Regions from separate parts of the Homo sapiens genome. Here regions 1 and 3 are each linked to region 2. Evidence: chromatin contacts called from ENCODE Hi-C or POLR2A ChIA-PET data. All regions are on one chromosome and are shown on one strand. The core of a region is the stretch at or near the end of the contact, and the rest is flanking DNA. Distances in the headings are between cores, read along the strand shown.

Region 1 (3,164 bases), core at 665-3,164, 6.4 Mb before region 2:
TTAATTGTCTTAATTGTGCATTTTATCTCAACTGTTATTCACAGAGCGCAAACCAACTTGGCAAAAAGCATGCTGAAAGAATATATACAAAATACGTGATATGAACAATATGTACCTTGGGAGAGCAAAGAAAGGTAAACACAACATAGACAGATTCGACTCTTAGAACATGGGTCGTCCAGGCACGGTGGCTCACACCTGTAATCTCAGCACTTTGGGAGGCCAAGGCAAGTGGATCACCTGAGGTCAGGAGTTCGAGACCAGCCTGGCCAACATGGTGAAACTTCGTCTCTAATAAAAATACAAAAAATTAGCTGGCTGTGGTGGTGGGTCCCTGTAATCCCAGCTACTCGATGGGCTGAGGTAGGAGAATCCCTTGAACCCGGGAGGCGGAGGCTGCAGTGAGCTGAGATCGGGCCATTGCACTCCAGCCTGGGTGACAGAGTGAGACTCCATCTCAAAAAAAAAAAAAAAAAAAAAAAGATGGGTAAAATTTGGATAGAGAAGAGCATGAGTAAACACACGGAGACAGAAATAAATTTTTGCCTCCTTTAAGTTTCTAAAATTGTCTAGTTAAAAAAAAAATTTGACCCCCTACTACAAAGGTAGATGAGATCATGGAAAGCTTGAAGACCACGATGAGAAATAGAAGTTTCCATGTTCATCCTAATTAGGAGAGTGACATTATTTGAGATTTCATTTCTAATTCTAAATTTCCAGAATTTTAATTTTTGACCCTATTAGCTGAAGAAGATTTGTTGAAATATTTGTTCAACATTTGTTGAACTTATTCAAGTTTCAAAAAACAAAAACATTCCTTAAAGCATCTATCTCATCAATTCTTTAACTTTCCCATAGGGAAAGTCCACAATCTCCCTCAAACAAAATTCACTATCAGAAATATTTGCATTTAACCTCCCCTATTTTTAAACCAAGGTAATATCTTTTAGTGTTCATATTCGTCCACGGATTTAACAGAGCCTTAGTAGCAGGCTTAAATGGTAGCACTAGCTTATTCAATTGCATAAAATGTACATTATTCAATTTAGAAGTTTAGCAGACATAGAATTTCAAGAGGTTCTGTCTCTCAAAAATCATAATGGTTCCCGTTCATTCTCATTCCCTCATATTCTCTCTCTCTCTCTCCTTCTTTCCCTCCCTCTCCCAGCCATTTGATACTGTAAAATAACTGTCATCTAAGACCGTTGCAAACACCAACCACAATAACCATATTTGCTCACTGAGTTGCCACTTAGCAGGTGCAACAAGGAAATACTGTTTCTCATCTCCTAAAACCAAAAGGGTTCATCTCGTACCTAATTTGTCACTTAAGTGAAAAGCATATCACGACTTACACTAACTTTCTCCTAAGTGTCAGAGGTTGCTGGCTTAACCAGACCGGAGAAGAGCAGGATCCCCGGGCCTAGCTTTGCTGAGCGGCACAGGGGAGCATCGCCTGGAATTGGTGGGTGTCCCTCCTCACTAGTGGGCACCCCCTTGCCCATCGACCTGCCCAAACCCGAAGGGACCCCGCCAGGGTCTCGGTTTGGCACCTACCCTCTCCTGCTCCCCGCCAAGAGCCAGCCACCCTCCTCGACCCCGAAGAAAGCTCGGGTGCCCAGCTGCGAGTGGAGCAGAGGGAACCCAGCGCCTCCGGCTCGCGCTGGGAGCCCCCTCCCCGCCGGTGCCCCGCCCACAGCACGGCCCCCACCATCCTCTCTGCTCTGGCAAGGCAGGCGAAGACCGGAGCCTTATCTCCGGACTCCCCCACCCCTAATCTCCCGCCGCGCTGCTCCGCACCTACCGCGCGGCCACCGGCCTTACCTGGCCGGGTCTCGGCGAGCGAGGCTGCGCCTGGTGCTTGCGTCCAGCGCACAAACCTGTCCTCCAGCCCCCGGCCCACCGCTCCGCTCTGCCCCTCCTCCCGCCGCGCGCGCCCGCCTCCTGGCTGCCATGGCGACAGTTCCCACACTCTGCGGCCGCTGATTGGTCCGGTTCGCGATTGCTGACGACGCCGATTGGCGGGAGCAGGGACAAGGCCGCGCCGGGGAGCCTGGAGGCGGGCGGTGAGGAGGGCCGAAGCTGTGGAGCCTGGTGGGAGGCTGAGCCAGGAGGGACGTGGCGCTCTGAGATGCGGGCTCAGGAGGCCGCGCCTCTTCCTTCCCTAGCTTACCCGGAGAATCCTGTGGAGCAGGACTCGGGCGGGTGAGGTGCCGTCCTGAGACCCGGGCAGAGCCCCAGGGATCGCCTCTCCCTTGGCCTCTGGCCTGCGCCTGCAGCGCCCACGCAGGTCGGAGAATGGCTGTCAGGCCTATTCTCGCCCACAGGCCTCGCTCGGCTCTGACACCCCCGTCCTCCGCCTTGGCGGGAATCTTAACGGCATTTGTAACCGCACCCACCCCCGTTGTGCTGGGCCCTCGGTCACTGTGGTTTAACTGTATTTACCCACCTTCTCTCTTGCCCATTCGCAGACAGCTCTTTCCTCTGCATCCTGCCCCAGAGAACAGACATCTATTCCAAACCCCTCATTTTAAAGATGGGGAAACTGAGGCTCAAAGATGCACATGGGTAGCTTGAGCCTTCCAGAAGCTTTTGGAGCCACAGGCTGTTTACGAAGTTTCATCCTGCCGATTAGTTTTTTTCACCTGAAAAATTGGTATCATATCTACCTTAGGGTTATTCACGAAGATTGAATGAGATAACATTGCCAGGAAAACAGTACAGACTAGGCATGGTGACTCACCCTGTAATGCCAGCACTTTGGGAGGCCAAGGCAGGAGGATGGCTTGAGCTCAAAAATTTGAGACCAATCTGGACAACAGTGAGATCCTATCTCTACAAGAATATTTTTTACTTTTTTATCTTTAACACAATGATGTTTCAGTCTGAAGAAAATACTTAAAAATTTGCCAGGTGCTGTGTCGCACATCTGTAGTCCCAGCTACTCAGGAGGCGGAGGCAGAGGCGGGAGGATCACTTGAGCTCAGAAGGCCGAGGCTGCAGTGAACCATGATCATTGTGCCACAGAGTGAGACCCTGTCTCAAAAAAACAAACAAACAAAAACACACAGTACAGAATCTGCCACATAGTATGTTAGCAATGAAAGCTTCTGTTATCAGGAAGTACTACCAGCCAGATTGCCTCTGTTGCACAACTGGACTCT
Region 2 (3,429 bases), core at 100-2,599:
TATTCTGAAGCCAGACAACTCCCGCAATGACAAAATCCCTTGCTCTTCAAGCGCGACTGTACCCCCTTCCCAAAAACGATTTATGCATTTATGGTTAAAGTTCAAATGAAGCTGATTTAATAGAAATAATTTAAAAATAATAATGAGAATATATGGACAGCTTACTATAGGGTGAGATGATGTTGTAATTGACTTTAAAACATTTGGAACTAAATGTCAGTCCTAGGAAATTATGCACTCCTGTAAATTGTGCTATTAAGGGTTAGGTTTCTTTCAACACTTTAGATATTTGATCAGAAGCATATTTAAGAAAAACGAAAGCTGCCCTTGCTTTTGACCCCAAGTTGAGAATTTTCTATCATTGGTGCAGTGCCTGAAAATACGATCCAATCTTCATTTAGTCATTTGTACGGAGTCTGGAAAGGCTAAAACATTGCAAATAATAGGACCTACTCGTACTTTCCCCGCTTAAGAAGCGTATCTATTTCAAGGTGCCTATTTGGAAAAACAGACTCCAGGTCTCCACCACAGAACTTAACACAAAATGAAAGCACACAACCCGCAGCCTTTGGCTGTGGTGTTTTTGAAAACAAGGAAGGGCACAGAACCATGGCTTAAAATACCCGAAAGCTGCAGCCCACAAAAAGAGTATTTCAGGGCGGGTTGGCCGTTCCCTGCAGGCAAACGTTCGGTGCAGGCGGCCGGGCGTTCCTGCGGGGAGGGCGCCACTGTGATGCAAAGACATCAAGCGGACTTTCAGCTTGCCCGTGGACGCTGCGGTGCCGCTTTCCCTATCCAGTCCTGTTCCCGCGGCTCCCCAGCCTACCCCGGGCCGACCAAGAGGTCCGGCGGGGTCTGCGCCGCATCAGCGCCCGCTCGTCAGGCCTAGCCCTCCGCACAGCCAAGGCCGACCAGACCTCTAGACACTCCGTCGTCGGGTGTGGGGCGGAGAAGTAAAGGGCGAGTTTTCTTCCTAGATTCCAGTGGGAACCAAGAAAAGGAGTTGGCAGCTGTGTAAACTGGACCTGGGGTGCGGCCTCCGGGAACAAAAGAGGTGATAAATGCACAGCAGCCGAGGTTCTGCGTGCTCCTTTGGGGCCACTACGAATCCCCGTGAATCACCCCAGCCCGGGCAGAGGGCCAGAAATGATGAAAATGCAGATTCATGGCTTCCACTCCAGCCCTACAAGATCACCAACCGTATCTGGCAGTACCCAGGAATCTGCATTCTCGACAAGCGTCCGCGCCGACGGGGCTAGTGAAGTTTGAGAACAATTGCTTCCTACCCAGCCGCTCCGCTATCACCTAGGTAGCACGGCCGCTGCGGCTGAGGCTGTGACTGCGGCTGCGGCTGGGCCGCGCCTCAACCGAGCTTGGTCCTTTCCTTTGGTCCCGCCCCGCTGCTCAGCGCGGATTGGTGGCGGGACGCAAATCTGGCGCTGATTGGGCGGCGGCAGAGTCGCTCGTGAAGATTGTAGGGTTCGGGTGCTCTAGAGTGCTAAATTTATCTTCAGACCGGCGACCGCGCCAGCCGCGAATCGGATCTCTATGGAGATGGCCTAGGCGATATCCCTGAGCTGAGAGCATCACCCTGTCCCCGAATCCTTCTTTCCTCTCTGTTTTGTTTTTCATTCCCCTCCCTCTCTCCCCTCCCCCTCCAGTCCACGACGACTGGCTGTTGACCCTGTTCAGGCCTCGGTGAAGGTGAGAAGCAGAGCCGCCGCCGCGGCTAAGCGGTGCGCTCTGAAATGGCCGCTTCCTGGAACTGCCTAAGATGGCGGTCGCGGGCTCTGCTGTGGACCGCGGCGCTGCTGTGCAGCCCAGCCGCGGCAAAATCCGTTCTCTCCATCGCTGATGGAGATGAAATAGAGAGATGGTGTTGGGTGCTGAGACGTTTTCATGTGGTCGTTAGCGCAGGCGGCCGCCCGGGGACGCGAGAGAAGACCTGAGGCGAGGGTGGGCTGCGACTGGTAGGGAGCCCCCCAGTCGTGGCAATCTGTGGGCAGCGCGCACCTGTGACAGGGAGGAGCTGAGGGATAGTTGGCCCTGGCTGCACATCCAGGTGACCGTTTAAAAAAGCATTTAGGTGTTGGAAGGAGCATCTGTTCCCACCTTTTTGGCTGGCCTGCACTCAGATCCTGTCCTCCTGACCCTGAGGGTATTGTTCCCAGCCGGAACCGCCCGAAGATAGGGGAGAAAGGATTGTGATACTTGTCAGTTTAACCGGAAGGAGACTAAAGACGGAAGTTTTCCCCGCTCTTCAGGGAGTGGAAAGGAAACTTTACTCTCAAAGGAGTCCAGATTCTTTGTCCTCGAGAAATTCGGGGAAACACCTTCGAAGAGGTGGGGTTGAGGACCTTCTTTCTGAAAACAAAAGCTTCCTACTCTTCTGTGTCCTCTGGCAACGAGAGGGATCCTGATCTTTTACGTGAACCAGCAGCTCCACAGAGTTCTCCGTTGCAAAATCCAAAAGGAGACTGTGGAAGGAGAATCTGCTTTTTTGCTCCCAATAAGAAGCAGGGCTTTATGCTGTTGCTAGTATGAGACCCTCGACTTTCTGGCAGTTATAATCCATTGTTCATCCGTTTCGCTGCATAACCCAACTCCTAGTAACGAGATTTTTTAGTAGTTGGGGAATTAAAAGTATTCAGGAACACCCAAGTAATGGCTAGACACATGGGCTATGCAGTCAAACTTTTTGGGCTCTGAACTTGGTTTTTCACTTACAAGAGGTGTTAGCGAGATGTGTTAACCTGTGTCTGTTTATCTCTAAAGTGGGGTTATTAATAATCCTTGTGTCTTCATAGATGAGATAATCTATATGAGGGATTTAGCAGTAATTGGCATACAGTAAACAATCATCAGTCATTAGACATTGTTTACCTGAGGAGATTGGTCACTGGGGGGCTAAAAATGATTGTAGTGAAAGAACTGCTTCATGTAATAGTTCTATGTATAATTCCATTTTAGATTCAAGACCTAGTTTTAGAGACATTGATGAGGTTGTACTTTTAAAAATTAGGCTTAGTTTCAAGTTCTAGAAAGTGTGGTGGTGGTGTTGTTTTAACATGTTTCTATGAAGTCAGTAGGTGGGGGAACATCTCAAAGCATCTAAATTGCCAAGATATTGAACAGGATGAAAATGTTAGAATTTTTACTATGCTAGGCGTCTTCTCTTTCAGTCCAAGATCTGCATTGCAGTAAAGAATCATTTTCACTGCTTAGATCCAGAAAGAATAAACCCATCTTACGGGTTTATAGTTAGTTCTGCTTGTTACTGTATCTAATTTTAATTTTTCTCATTCTAGGCTTTTGGTTACTCCCCTTCCCACCCCATCCCTTAATTTTATTCTTTTGAAGAGTGCATTTCAAGCTGCCAAGGTGGAGAGAGGGATTACAGAAAGGAGAACACCTTATTTCAGGTATCTT
Region 3 (3,050 bases), core at 346-2,845, 7.5 Mb before region 2:
TCGGGCCAGAAGGCAGAAGGCTGAGAAGCCCCGCCCGTAAGCAGAGGCAATCTGGAGCTATGCAGCTCAGTGGGTGAGAGGGAGGGAGCTGGGATTCAGACTTCAGACCTAATGAATGCCCCGAAGCAGACGCCAGCAACGTGAAGCCTAGCTGGCAGCCTCCCAGGTCTGGCGCGCAGCCAGCGCCAGACTTTAAATCGCAATACTAGAAACCAGGGCCTGTTAACCAACCGGGAGGGAGGCGCACGGTGTGGCTTCGGCCGTGATCCTTGTTGCAAAGGCCTGTCAGGCCCAGTATGAAGAAATAGTTTCAGTACAGGGAGTGTAGAAATAGCTGCAGAAGGCCTGAGGCCTGCAGCCCTAGAGTTAATAGCTACTTGGTGGAACCCTCGAATTCTTTCCACCTTGTTAATCCAACCCTGCACTGCATTCGCTGGAGGAAATATCACAGGCTGCATCCCCAAAGTATCACGTCTAGTTTTGACACCACTCCAAAGGGCAAAAATCCGAGAGGACCTCTAGGCAGGCAGTCAGCCCAGAGTCACCAAGCTGGAGCCGGGTCTCTCCTTACAAATCACTGCTATTTCTAGACAGCCTTGTAAGGTTTCTAGCCTGGCAGGGGGAAGGGAGTTCCTGCGGACACCTGCTAGCTTCACTGAACGGCCCCGGGATCCAATGCTACCTTTAATGTAGGGGCGGAGGTGGGAGGGCATGGGATGAGGGAAGGGTGCGTCTAGAGGCGAGAGACATGCAAAAACGAGTTCTACACCTCACCTCTGCCTCCTACTCACTGGGAACTTAGAGATCCCTGACTGTCTCCTAGCTTTCGGTCTCCCTATTTGTTAAAAGGAGGAGTTGGTACCGGCGGATCCTACTCAACTGACCGTCTGAGGTGCGGAAGGGCTGGGATGCTGCCTGCTTCATCTTTGCATGCGCCGTGCCTAGCGCAGCCCGAGATACACCAGTAGCTTCTTAATAAATGCGCAAAGGGCTCCCTATAATCTGCAGGCAGCAGCTGCCCTCACGGAGCCCACCTCTCGAGCGTCCCAAGAGAAAAATGCAAGCCGCGTGGTACTCAGCCGCTTTCCGTCTTTCAAGAACCCGCCCCGGACAAGCTGAGGCTTTTTTGGCTCTATGGGCTCCGAGAACTGGACCTCGAGTTTTGCACCGCCCGCCGATTTCGAGCCCAGAGGTATCCCCCACCCTTAAGGCCTATCATATCCTTGTTCCGCATCCACCCGGGCTTTCGACCCCTGCTTGGGTGCGGCCACCTCCTCGGTTCCCCAGCGTGGCCAGAAGCCATGGTTCCCGCTTAGAGCAAAAGCAGAGCGCGGCGAGCTCCGAACACATGCGTTGTGTGGGCCGCCGCCCAGACGTCTCTGGGCTGTGCTTCTGGAAAGCGGCTCCTACACCTCCCGGGAGCAGGAATCCCTTCGCGAGCAGCGGAGGCCAGCAGAACCAGAGGCAGTTGGCTCTACCCGCCCATCCCTCTGGCGCCGTGCGCGCAGGGCCCTACCGTACCGGGAATGCACGTCGGGCGGTCGTCGGGGGCGCGTGGCAATGAGATCCGGAATCGGCGGCAGCGGCTGCAGCACTCTGAGCTGGGCGCGGGAGGGGCCTTAAGTGGAACAGCTATGCTGACGTCAGCGGGGGGGGCCGGCGGACGTGCGGGAACCCACGTGTGAGTCGGGCTGGGGGTGGATGCCGAGCCAGGCGGGGCACTGGAGAGGCCCGGGTGGCGCGCGCAGCCAGACAACCGACCGGCAGACTGCTCCACGTGCGCTGGGAGTCTAAGTAAGGTGCTGCCCTCCAACCACAGAAGCCGGGGTCGGAGCCATGAGCCTGAGTCAGGACGACCTTCAGTTTCCTCATCCATGAAACCTGGGGAGGTTACTCTCAGGAAGGCTTGGATCTGTTTCTTCTTCATCCCTGTTTCTCAGTGTCCAGAACAGCTTCTGGCACGTAATAGGCACTCCACAAATATTTGTTGAACGAAAGGAAGAAAATGCCTAGCAGTCAGTCAGTCTGTTCTTACCTAAGTCGAGTGACCTCCAAAACTCGACGCTGCTTTTCCCTCTGCTGCTAAGCCTACCAGCTCCCACTCACAGTGAAGCCTTGGCCTCTCAGGCCTTGCAGGGTGACTCAGTTCAAATGTACATTTTATTCTGCACTTTCTACTGCCCACCCCACTGGCATCTCATCTCGAGTCTCAACCATACCCAAGAACTGTCAGTGGCTTGTTTTTTTGGTTTTGGTTTTTTGTTTGTTTATTTGTTTTTTGGTATTTTTCGAGACAGGGTCTCACTCTGTCACCCAGGCTGGAGGGCAGTGGCGTGATCATGGCTTCCTGCAGCCTCGACCTTCTGGCTCAAGCGATCCTCCCACCTCGGCTCCCCGAAGTGACTGGGACTACAAGCGCGCCCACTTGCCCTGCGATTTTTTTTTTAATTATTAATTTTTTTTTTTTTGAAACGGAGTCGCTCTGTCGCCCAGGCTGGAGTGCAGTGGGCTGATCTCGGCTCACTGCAACCTCCGCCTCCCGGGTTCAAGCGAATCTCCTGCCTCAGCCTCCTGAGAAGATGGGATTACAGCCAGGCGCCACCACGCCCGGCTAATTTTTGTAATTTTTAGTAGAGACGGGGTTTCACCATGTTGGTCAGGCTGATCTCAAACTCCTGGCCTCAAGTGATCTGGCCGCCTCGGCCTCACAAAGAGCTGGGATTACAGGCGTGAGCCACCGTGCCCAGCTCAATTTTTTGTTTTCTTATCATACTTACCTCTGGGCCTGTATTCTTGCTGATTCCATTGCCTAGCCCGCCCTCCTCCATCTCTTCTTTAATTTGTACCAATACTTCCCCACTGTGGGGTATATTATGAAATATATTTGGTAAGCCCTTGAGTATGCCAAAATTTCCTGAATTTTCTGATAGGAATGTCTTTTGTTATTTATAAAGAGCCTTTTTCCCTGACTTAATGTTAATGAATGAGGAGTCTTAGATAGCCTCAGGAAGGAGCCAGTCATGGGAAAGACCAAATGATTAGGGAATTAG

What was found. A loop is a pair of places that touch in the nucleus more often than their neighbours do. ChIA-PET counts read pairs that join two places held with the same protein, here RNA polymerase II (POLR2A). Pooled maps may share reads with other maps.
Region 1: a map of naive thymus-derived CD4-positive, alpha-beta T cell shows a loop between it and region 2 (13-fold over the local background). The contact joins the promoter of NUCB2 here to the promoter of ZBED5-AS1 in region 2. A Hi-C loop is called at or near these places in 1 of 168 maps with a recorded cell type or tissue (naive thymus-derived CD4-positive, alpha-beta T cell) and 5 of 50 pooled maps. POLR2A ChIA-PET finds 5 or more read pairs at or near these places in 1 of 52 experiments (activated B cell).
Region 3: a map of CD4-positive, alpha-beta T cell shows a loop between it and region 2 (27-fold over the local background). The contact joins the promoter of LDHA here to the promoter of ZBED5-AS1 in region 2. A Hi-C loop is called at or near these places in 2 of 168 maps with a recorded cell type or tissue (CD4-positive, alpha-beta T cell and naive thymus-derived CD4-positive, alpha-beta T cell) and 6 of 50 pooled maps.

Annotation. Positions count from the first base shown.
Region 1 is chr11:17,275,489-17,278,652 of GRCh38, reverse strand. NUCB2 (nucleobindin 2) reads right to left here and starts at 1,914. Exons shown (of 14, transcript NM_005013.4): 1 at 1,825-1,914. RefSeq lists a silencer at 1,651-2,080 and an enhancer at 2,271-2,360.
Region 2 is chr11:10,856,137-10,859,565 of GRCh38, reverse strand. It overlaps ZBED5-AS1 (ZBED5 antisense RNA 1), which reads right to left and starts at 1,349. Exons shown (of 3, transcript NR_034137.1): 1 at 1,200-1,349. ZBED5 (zinc finger BED-type containing 5) reads left to right here and starts at 1,513. Exons shown (of 3, transcript NM_001143667.2): 1 at 1,513-1,704; 2 at 3,309-3,422. RefSeq lists enhancers at 41-676, 1,078-1,167, 677-1,314, 1,468-1,847.
Region 3 is chr11:18,393,108-18,396,157 of GRCh38, reverse strand. It overlaps LDHA (lactate dehydrogenase A), which reads right to left and starts at 1,595. Exons shown (of 8, transcript NM_005566.4): 1 at 1,522-1,595. RefSeq lists enhancers at 1-235, 1,500-1,589, 970-1,635, 1,900-1,989, 1,636-2,300 and a silencer at 690-739.